2 separate regions of the Homo sapiens genome follow, and region 1 is linked to region 2. A link is a loop called in an ENCODE intact Hi-C map of the cell type or tissue named here. Cell type or tissue: breast epithelium. All regions are shown on one strand. Links, peaks and the distances in the headings refer to the core of each region. The heading gives the core; the rest is flanking DNA. Region 1 holds the start of NHP2 (NHP2 ribonucleoprotein). Region 2 has its middle 6.4 kb from the start of ZNF879.

Region 1 (5,374 bases), core at 58-5,057, 860 kb after region 2:
AAAAAAGGGGGCCGGGCGCGGTGGCTCATGCCTGTAATCCCAGCACTTTGGGAGGCCGAGGCGGGCAGAACATGAGGTCAGGAGATCGAGACCATCCTGGCTAACACGGTGAAACCCTAGTGAAACCCCGTCTCTACTAAAAATACAAAAAATTAGCCGGATGTGGTGGTGGGCACCTGTAGTCCCAGCTACTTGGCAGGCTGAGGCAGGAGAATGGCGTGAACCTGGGAGGCGGAGCTTGCAGTGAGCCGAGATGGTGCCACTGCACTCCAGCCTGGGCCAAAGTGCGAGACTCCATCTCAAAAAAAAAAAAAAGAAAAAAAAAGAAAAAGAAAACACTGTGGTTTTCTGAAGACATATTTGTTCTCAGCACTTCATTGTCTTATGGCTCAAAATGCAGACACGTGTGACCTGGGCCAAGCTGAGGTTCCTACACTTTCACTATTTACGTATCCTTTTGAGCTGAAGTCAAATGTCAAATCACAGGTATGGGTAAAGTCTGGGCTTGGAGACAAGTGGACCTGGGTTCAAATCCAGCTTTGTGTGAGCTGTACCAAACTATTCATCTTTATGTGTGTCAGTAAATTGTGAATATAAAGTTATATATTCCTGGTAAAAGGATGGTAAAGTCTTTACCTTTACCATAGAGGTATTTTTTGGTGAGCACTGAATGAGATATTGTATATAATATGCTCGCCACATAAATGTTAACTTTCTTTTTCCTTCCATGTAAGAGCTGAAGGGACTTCACAACCGAGGCTCTGAGTGAGGTCAGTCAAGCGAGCCCATTTGTTTGAATTTGTTTGAACTGGGTTCTCAGGAGTGAAATTCTCCATCACTCTGCTGGACAGAGTGATTTTTAGTAGAGACGGGGGTTTCACCGTGTTAGCCAGGATGGTCTCGATCTCCTGACCTCATGATCTGCCCGCCTCGGCCTCCCAAAGTGCTGGGATTACAGGCACCGCGCCCAGCCTATTTGTTTTTATTTAATGCAAAACAAAATTTATTGCACTTTAGTTCAGAGTTACAAGGTTTTTGTTGTTGTTGTTTTGTTTTAGAGACAAGATTTTCCTGGGTGGCCCAGACTGGAGTGCAGTGGCTATTCACAGGTGCAGTCATGGCTCACTGAAGCCTCTAACTTCTGGGCTCAAGCGAGCCCCCTCTCAGCCTCCCGGGTAGCTGGAACCACAGGCACGAGTCACCACACCCGGGAAAGGCCAATTTTTAAGTTGGTTTAACTGACCTGTGTTCCCACCCACAACTACCGGAACACTTCTAAGTTTCTACTTACTGGCCTGTTCCAGCAACACAAAAATGGCAGGCCTGCCACATCAGGATCAAAGGTAATTAGTATTACAAATTAGTAATTTGCAGCGATTATCTAATTAATATCCATCCAGAGTTCCAAAATATAGTGGAAGAGGCTAATCAGAGATACCAAGATCCACTGGATCTCGGCCTGCCACCGCCCCCCACGCCCTGGCAGCTCTGTCCCTTTACCTTCTACAGACCCGTCCAAAGGGTAGCTCCTCATAGCTCTCACCCTGCACGGCAGGGAGCTCAGTCCCCAAAGCCTTCCCTCCGCTGTTCCCGGCTTCGCTGGAGCCGTCCTTCCCTCAGCCCCGGCTGGCTTCTCGGCTAGGCCCTCTGCATGTGTAGCGTCAGGCAATGGTAAGAACTGCGGGAAAATAGCGGGTGAAGGGATGCTGGTTTGGAGAGAGAGGGGACGGCAATTTTAGATAAAATCACCAGGGAAACCTCTCCCATGGGAAACACTGAAACGGAACCCTGCGGGATGAGAGTGAGCCACACGCTATCTGTGGAAAAGCGGTGCAGACGCAGGTCAGTGGGGTCATCCCTTGCTCTGTATCTTTCACACCTGCGCAGCCGGGTCCAGGGGTCAGAAAACAAAGAAAAATTATGCAAGAAAGGAGGCAGCCTTAGGCCGGGCGCGGTGGCTCACGCCTGTAATCCCAGCACTTTGGGAGGCCGAGGCGGGCGGATCGCCTGAGGTCAGGAGTTCAAGACCAGCCTGACCAACATGGAGAACCCCTGTCTCTAGTAAAAATACAAAATTATCTGGGCGTGGTGGCGCATGCCTGCAATCCCAGCTACTCGGGAGGCTGAAGTAGGAGAATCGCTTGAACCCGGGAGGCGGAGGTTGCAGTGAGTCGAGATTGCGCCACTGTACCCCAGCCTGGGCAATAAGAGCGAAACTCTGCCTCAAAAAAGAAAAAAAACGAGGCAGCCTTTCCAGCACCCAGAGCCCCGCCCTCTCCGGCCCCGATTCCCAGGGCTCCGCCCCTTGCCTCACATTCCCTCCGCTCCGCCCTAATCGGTTCCGCCCAGTCCCTTGGTCCGGGGATGGCCCCGCCTTAAGGACCATGACTCCGCCCCTCTCCGCTCTCCGTAGTTACGAAGCTGGGCGTCAACGATTGGGCTGAGTCGGAGACTTCCTTTCCTGATTGGCCGTGTTGTACGGCGGCTTCTCGCGCAGCTGATGACCTGGAAGTGATGCCTAAAGCTGTGGACCGCGTGGGCTCGCCTCCCTGGGACTAGGTTTCAGCGGCCGCTGCGATGACCAAAATAAAGGCAGATCCCGACGGGCCCGAGGCTCAGGCGGAGGCGTGTTCCGGGGAGCGCACCTACCAGGAGCTGCTGGTCAACCAGAACCCCATCGCGCAGCCCCTGGCTTCTCGCCGCCTCACGCGGAAGCTCTACAAATGCATCAAGAAAGGTGAGGCGGACGGCGGCGTGGCCGGGATGGGTGCGCGGGTGGGATGGGTGCGCGGGTGGCTGAGCGAGGCCCCCGACCGACTCTTCTGTCGTTGCAGCGGTGAAGCAGAAGCAGATTCGGCGCGGGGTGAAAGAGGTTCAGAAATTTGTCAACAAAGGAGAAAAAGGGTAAGAACCTTCCTTCCTCTGGATTTTGCATTTCTAAACGTTAACGGAGAAATCTCTACTTAGTAGGCGCGCAGTAAAAAGGTTAACTCTGACCTAGCCCCATATACAGAAGCCAATCAAGCAGTCGGTAAAGTCCCTTTGGTACAATACCGGTACGACAATACCGGTACACCACGTATACCAGCTCAAAGTGAATTCCAAAGTGAAGCGAATTGTGTAAGCAAAGTCCCTTAGAGTAAACCCACCTTCATTAATTCAGGGACCCTCCTCCCCGGGCTCCGCTCCTTGCCTCAGATTACCTCCGGCCCCCGCCCTAATCCTCTCAGCCCTGAATCTCAGTCCTAGGGATGACCCCTCTCCGGCTCTGTATTTAAGGAACTGAACGTTAACGTTTTTGTTTGTTTTTGAGATGGGTCTAGCTCTCACCCAGGTTGGAGTGCGGTGGTGCGATCACAGCTCGCTGCAGCCTCGTCCCCCTGGGCTCAAGCGATCCTCCCACCTCAGCCTCCCGAATAGCTGAGACCACCGGCTTGCGCCACGCCTGGCTGTTGTTATTGTTGTTTTGCAGAGACAGAGGAGTCTCGCCATGTTGCCCGGGCTGGTCTTGAACTCCTGGGCTCAAGGAATCCTCCTGCCTCAGCCTCCCGAAGCGTTGGGATTACAGGCATGAGCCACCGCGCCTGGCAGCCTTAACAATTGAATGTACTCTTTTTCAGGCACTGTGTTATGGGGGAAACAGTGACATTCATTCATCAGATAATGACACACACACAACTAATTACACGTTGTGATAGATAGCCATGAAGGAAAATAACAGAGTGCAATGATAACTTCATCACCCCACTTTTCTTAATGGCATTTATCAAAGTTTGAACCTTGTTTACATTTTTCTTCCCTTTATCACCCTCTCAGGCCAGATGGTAAGCTCCTTCAGAACAGGGCCTCCTTGCTTTATCCCAAGAAGTGAAACTGTAGGTGCTCAAGAGATCAATAATGTTGGGCAGACTTGATGCTCAACGGCATCTAACCTAGCTGGGGAGGGCGCATCTGGGGAAGTTTCCCTCAGCAGTCACATTTGAGCTGAGGTCTTAAGACACAGGGATTAATTGGGGGGTGGGTGGGAGGATTCTGCCAGAAGAAAGAGTGGGCCTCTGGGCAGGAGAGGGTCTGGTGAGCAGAAGTGCTACCTTCTTAGGGGGCCTTGTAGGACACAGTAAATTTAGTTTTTATACTCAGCACTTTGGAGGCTATTAGGGGTTAAAGCCAGGAAGTGACATAATTTTTATTATTTTTTACACCCTAAGATTTTTCTGACAATTGAAGAAAGGATTAGAGAGGTACGAGTAGGTTTGGGAAAGTTCAGGTAGTAGACTACTGTAGTCCTGGAGAGGTGATGGTGGAGACAGAGTTAAAGGGGACAGATTTGAAAGGACTTTCAGATGTGGAGAATGGGGAGGTATTGACGACTTCTAGGTTCTGACATGCCCAGCTGGAGGGACAGAGGGCCCAATCTTGAGATGTGAACAGTGGAGGGGGACCAGATTTGTGTAGAAAGATCACAAATTTGGGTCTGGGTAAGTTTTTGAGGTGCTGTAGAGACACATGACTTCCACCCCGCCCCACACCAGGAGAACTGTCAAACAGGCAGATGGCTATAGGGGTTTGGAGCATGGAAGAGAGAGGGCCAGGCTGGAGATAGTACATCTGGGAGTTTTCAGCACATAGATGGCACCTGACCCCATGGCAGTGGCTCCGGTCAGCCAGGAAGAAGGTCCTGAGAGGAGAGGGCAGCCGAGGACAAGGCTGTGAGGAACACTCACAGTGAAAGGCGCTTAACAGAAGGGGAGCCAGCAGAGGGCCCAGAGGAGCACTAGGAGTGCGGAAGCATTCTTTCAGCCGAGGGCTCTGTCCTTGTGTGTCCGCCTGTTATCCAGCATGGGAGAGCAGACTTTTCCTTCTGTGTCTTAGGCTCCTGAGGCCCTTGCCCCCCAGCCTTGACACCTGGCCAGCTAGGAACCCTGGCTGAGTCTCTGGCAAGCTTTCATTGCCTCACTGTCACTCTTGGGACAGAGCCCATGCTTCTTAGCCTGGTACTCAAGGTCTTGGGGGTGTCCCCTGCCAGTCTCTCGGCTGTGTCTGGTGCCGTTCTGATTCTCACACCACATGCTCTCCCCCGCCCCAGCCCCTCCGTGGGCTGCCTGCCACACAGTCATCCATCAGCGTGCTGTTCAAGTGTCACCTCCTGGTTGAACCCTTTTTTGACTCTCCAAAGAGAGCTGAGCTCATACACCTTGGCACCCATCCTGTACTTCACCTGTCCGAGCACTACATCACTTTGGTGGCACCTGTATGTTGCCAAGAGGTAGAGATCACCCCCAAATAGTGTGCTCACCAAACACAATTTTGTCTCTATCCCTAAGACCCAGCCCAGGGCAGCACTTAAAACTGAAAGAAGGAAGGAGCAAGCCAG
Region 2 (5,374 bases), core at 322-5,321:
TTTGTAACCAGCCCTAGAGTAATCTTAAGCTACACTTGATATCCTCACTAATAATAAAAGTTTTTTTTTGTTTTGTTTTGTTTTGTTTTGTTTTGTTTCGAGACAGAGTCTTGCTCTGTCACCCAGGCTGGAGTGCAGTGGCGCAATCTCAGCTCACTACAACCTTCACCTCCCTGGTCCTGCCTCAGCCTCCTGAGTAGCTGGGATTACAGTCATGTGCCACCACACCTGGCTAATTTTTGTATTTTTAGTAGAGATGAGATTTCGCCATGTTGCCCAGGCTGGTCTCAAACTTCTGACCTCATGATCTGCCTGCCTCAGCCTCCCAAAGTGCTGGGATTAGCAGCATGAGCCACTGCATCCAGCCAAAAATATTATATTGATAAGTTCAAATGTATATACATATTGCAGGATAAAGCAAATAAACAATTACATTAATGTCAATAGCCAAGATTTTCAGAGTAAGCAAGAAGAAATACAAATAAAATGTATTAGTAGTTAAGTGAAAAGCCTATTAGTTAATATTTGAATTGAAAATATCAACAATTGATTTTTGGTTCTTTCTAAAAAAAGAAAAAAATTCCCTGTTCCTATTCACTGCAAAGCCTGGAAGGAATGATAATCCAGTAGTAATTAGCTGCCAAGTGATGGTCTCTAGATTAGCATTTAACACAAAAGGCTTCTGATAAATCCAAAGCAGGGAAGGCCCAAGATAGGCATGGTGGCTGAAAGCAGGAAAGCTATCATAAGGGTCCTGTCAAAAGGGCACAAGAACCAAGCTGAAGGGGTTCTGTTGGACAAAGATGGAAGAAATGATCACCAAAAAGAATACTGGCTACAGTGGATTAAAATGTATCAAATGCCGGCTGCCCCCGTGGCTCACGACTGTAATCCCAGCACTTTGGGAGGCCGAGATGGGTGGATCACGAGGTCAGGAGATTGAGAACATCCCGGCTAACACGGTGAAACCCCGTCTCTACTAAAAATACAAAGAATTAGCCGGGTGTGGTGGCAGCGCCTGTAGTCCCAGCTACTCGGGAGGCTGAGGCAGGAGAATGGCGTGAACCCAGGAGGTGGAGCTTGCAGTGAGCCGAGATAGTGCCATTGTACTCCAGCCTGGGCGACAGAGCGGTCTCCAAAAAAAAAAAAAAAAGTAGCAAATGCCATAAAAATCTGTTTACTATTTCTGGCCAAGATAGAGTAAAAAAGACTGGAATTACTGTCTCACCTTATATACACACTAACAACACCACCAAGAGACAACATGTAACATGAGACATCAGGCAATAAAGGACATTGGTTCCAGAGAGTCAAAAACAAATGAGGTGAGTCCTTCAACTGTCCCATCTTACTGCTTCGACAGAGTCTTCAGGTCAAAGCCCAGAAAAGGCACTGGAAAATCCAACATGCATTCCCAATAAAAAAATCTGTCACCAAGCTACAAATGCAAAAGAACTTGTCTACAAAACCCTACACTAAGACTATACTTTTTTATTTATTTTTTATTTTTTTGAGACAGTCTAGCTCTGTCGCCCCAGGCTGGAGTGCGGTGGCGCAATCTTCTCTCACTGCAACCTCTACCTCCTGGGTTCAAGCGATTCTCCTGCTTAAGCCTCCCGAATAGCTGGGAATACAGGCGTGCACCACCATTCCCGGTTAATTTTTTATTTTTTGTTTATTTTTTTGAGATGGAGTTTCGCTCTTGTTGCCCAGGCTGAAGTGCAATGGCACAATCTTGGCTCACTATAACCTCTGCCTCCAGGTTCAAGCGATTCTCCTGTCTCAGCCTCCTGAGTAGCTGGGATTGCAGGCGCCCGCCACTATGCCTGGCTAATTTTTGGTATTTTTAGTAGAGATGGGGTTTCGCCATGTTGGCCAAGCTGGTCTCAAATTCCTGACCTCGTGATCTGCCTGCCTTGGGCTCCCAAAGTGCTAGAAAAAAATAAATAAGAGAAAATCTTTGTGGCCTTGTGTTAAGCAAAGGTTTCTTGAATGCAACATCAAAAGCATGATCCACAAATGAAAAAAAAGTCAACTTGGACTTCCTGTAAATTAAAACCTGCTTATCAAAGACGCTCTTAAGAAAATGGAAAGACAAGCCACAGATTGGGAGAAATATTTGGAAAGCATAGATCTGATAAAGGTCTTGTATCCAGAATACATAAAGAACTCTTAAAACTCTGTAATAAAAAAAAAAAACCCAAACAACCTAATTTTTTTTTTTTTTTTTTTTTTTTTAGACAGAATCTTGCTCTGTGGCCCAGGCTGGAGTGCAATGGCAAGATCTCAGCTCACTGCAACCTCTGCCTACCCAGTTCAAGCAATTCTTGTACCGCAGCCTCCCGAGTAGCTGGATGACAGGTGCACACCACTACGCCTGGCTAATGTTTGTATTTTTAGTAGAGACGGGGTTTCGCCATGTTGACCAGGTTGGTCTCAAACTCCTGATCTCAAGTGATCCACCTCGGCCTCCCAAAGTGCTAGAATTACAGGCGTGAACCACTGTGCCCAGCCCCAAACCTAATATTAAAAGTGGGCAAAAGATTTGATCATACACTTCACTAAAGAACATACAAGAATAGCAAATAAGCTCACACAAAGTTGCATGACATTATTAGTCATTAAGGAAATGTGAATTCAAACTCCAGTGAGATACCACTTAGCACCTACTGTAGTAGGTTGGAAAAAGATCCCCTCAAATATGTCCAGCTCCTAATCCCTAGATTAGGAACCTGTGAATATTACCTTATACAGCAAAAGAGACTGCCAATGTGACAAAGGTGAGGATACTAAAAGGATAGTGGATGTGGTAATGGATTAGAGTTGGAGACATCAGCATGAACTCCTGTTGAGCTTATTGTAGGTACAAGTCACAACATAGAAATGTTTCTAGACAGGTGTGTATACATAGGTTCACATACACAAATATGTTCTTGCTCTGTTAGCTGACAGGACCTAAAAGCAAAGATGATCCAGTAGCAATAAGCAAACCTAGGGCACAGATCTTGTTTTCCAATACCATTTTCCGATAAAAGGAACCACAGCTCCTTGGAGAAATAGATTCTAAAACAGAGACAGGATATGTACAAGGTGAGCCAGGAACAATTGGTAATGTCAGAAAGCAAAGAAGTTCTCAAAATAACAACAACAAAAACAAGTGATGGGGATGTATCAAGGGACCAAGGAGCCAAATGAGAGGGCTCCTCATGAGCAAAGGTGGAACAATTTGAGCAATAAAATAATGTTGGGTTACAACCCAAAGTACACAATCCATATATGGGAGTCTCCAGCAGCATAAATGAGCAGTGTAATAAATAAATAAATAAATAAATAAATAAATAAATAGGAGAGGACAGGCAAATCTCTCATGCAAAATAATTTAAGGCGGGGAGCCCTGGCTCACGCCTGTAATCCCAGCACTTTGGGAGACCAAGGTAGGAGGATCACTTGAGGCCAGGAGTTCGAGACCAGCCTGGCCAGCATGATGAAACCCCGTCTCTACAAAAAATACAAAAATTAGCTGAGCATGGTGGCGCTCACCTGTAATCCCAGCTACTCAGGAGACTGAGGCACGAGAATCGCCTGAACCCAGGAGGCAGAGGTTGCAGTGAGCCGAGATCTTGCCACTGCACTCCAGCCTAGGCGACAGAGATTCTGTCTCAAAACAAAACAAAATAAAACAAAAAGAGAGAGAGGGAATTTAAAATAGTTAATGCAAATACTCTACCCTCCAGGAGGTGAACAGAAGTCTCCATTCCTTAGAGTGGGCTGTGCATAATGACCTCCTTATTAGCACAAGGTGAAAAGAAGAAAAAGGAGTAATTTTAGAGTGTAGCAACATGACGAGCGCTTCCTCAGTCGAGTGACTAAGGTTAACATCAGCAGTTAAAGTCCTGCTGATGAAAACGACGCTTTACCTCCACAGTCTTTCTTCCAAAAATTCATAACTCCAGCCTGATAATGAGAAAAACATCAGACAGTCACAATAGAGGGTCCTTCTACAAGCTACCTGACCAGGACTCCTTAAACTGTCAAGGTGATCAAAAACACGGAGACTCTTGACAAACTGTCCCAACCAGCAGGAGCTTAAGGAGACACAATAACTAAATGGAATGTGGCAGCCTTGATGGGACTCTGGAACAGAAAAAGGACATCAGACAAATACTAAAGAGAGGTGAGTAATAAAGCACAGACTTCAGTTAATAATAATTTAGCGATATTGGTTCATTCATTGTCTTGTGGGAGACCAGAAGATGCCACCCCAAAATATGCCACTTTAGCATAAGGGTTGTTTTGAGCTGGAGGCAAATGAGAATTAACAGATGCAGACAGTTCTGAGAAGGGAAGACTGACACAAATCCCCTCTCCCAGGGAAGTTTTCTGGCCATGAAGAAGACTGGAAAGTCGACTCTGAGATGGACGATGCGAAAGGAAAAGAAAAACTTGGGACCTGATTCACTATATGCCAAAAGAAAAACAAATTCAGCTGAGAGCTGAGTCATGCCTCCCTTTTGTTCCTAAGGAGACAGTTACAGACAGTTACAGAGAAAAGGTTAACTATGTCCACGGGTTACTCCTCCACGCTCACCTTATGTCATGTAAGGTGCGGATGTACTGAGCTCGAGACAAACACATGATTGACTGAGACTCCCCTGCCTGCTCCTTTTCTCTTGCAACATGTGGATTCAGTAATATGACCATATCCTCCCTCTTTCCCCTCCAGCCCACTTTTCCTTCTTAAATATTCAAGGCCTCAAAATCATCTGGAGAAAGACACAGACCACAGACTATTTATTCCATATTTATTTCTTCCAGGCATGTCCTTAACCTAGGCAATATAAAACTTCTAAATTGATTGAGACCTGTCTCACATACGTTTTGGTTGACAACCTGCACAGAGAAACCTTACTCCATTGGTTTCCTCCAAATATTTACCTTCTCAGAGTCTGCTGCTCCTGGAAGCCTAAAGCCCTTTTCCTTTGTCTTGCCACTTTTCTACAAATGTGTTGTTCTTTTTTGAAGAAGCTGCATAAGCTCAAGTTCTAACCACCCCCTTGAGTGACCGTCGCTGACTTCGCTCGTGTGCGTGCAGTGCACGTGTTAATAAACTCCTGTTGTTTTTCTCTTGGGAATTTGTCTTTTTTTTTTTTTTGAGATGAAGTCTCACTCTGCCACCCAGGCTGGAGTGCAGTGGTGCAATCTCGGGTCACTGCAACTTCCGCCTCCCAGGTTCGAGCAATTCTCCAGCCTCAGCCTCCCGAGTAGCTGGGACTACAGGCACGCACCAACATATCCAGCTAATTTTTGTATTCTTAGTAGAGACAGGGTTTCACCACGTTGGTCAGGCTGTTCTCAAACTGCTGACCTCAGGTGA

Evidence for each region. Peaks named below come from ENCODE experiments on the same cell type or tissue, not always from the same donor. Only the 100,000 strongest peaks of a DNase experiment are listed, where the experiment ranks them.
Region 1: a loop joins it to region 2, with 19 times the contacts of the local background. A loop is called at or near these places in 2 of 110 quality-filtered maps.

The regions. Positions count from the first base shown.
Region 1 is chr5:178,151,021-178,156,394 of GRCh38, reverse strand. It overlaps NHP2 (NHP2 ribonucleoprotein), which reads left to right and starts at 2,510. Exons shown (of 4, transcript NM_017838.4): 1 at 2,510-2,737; 2 at 2,835-2,904. The coding sequence starts at 2,578. RefSeq lists an enhancer at 4,942-5,374. In breast epithelium, for the core only: no CTCF peak of the experiment used is centred there; DNase peaks (open chromatin) are centred at 1,905 and 2,384; H3K4me3 peaks cover 1,960 bases; H3K27ac peaks cover 1,224 bases.
Region 2 is chr5:179,014,694-179,020,067 of GRCh38, reverse strand. No RefSeq gene overlaps it. Among named protein-coding and RNA genes, the nearest start is that of ZNF879, 6.4 kb to the left of the region's middle. In breast epithelium, for the core only: no CTCF peak of the experiment used is centred there; no DNase peak of the experiment used is centred there.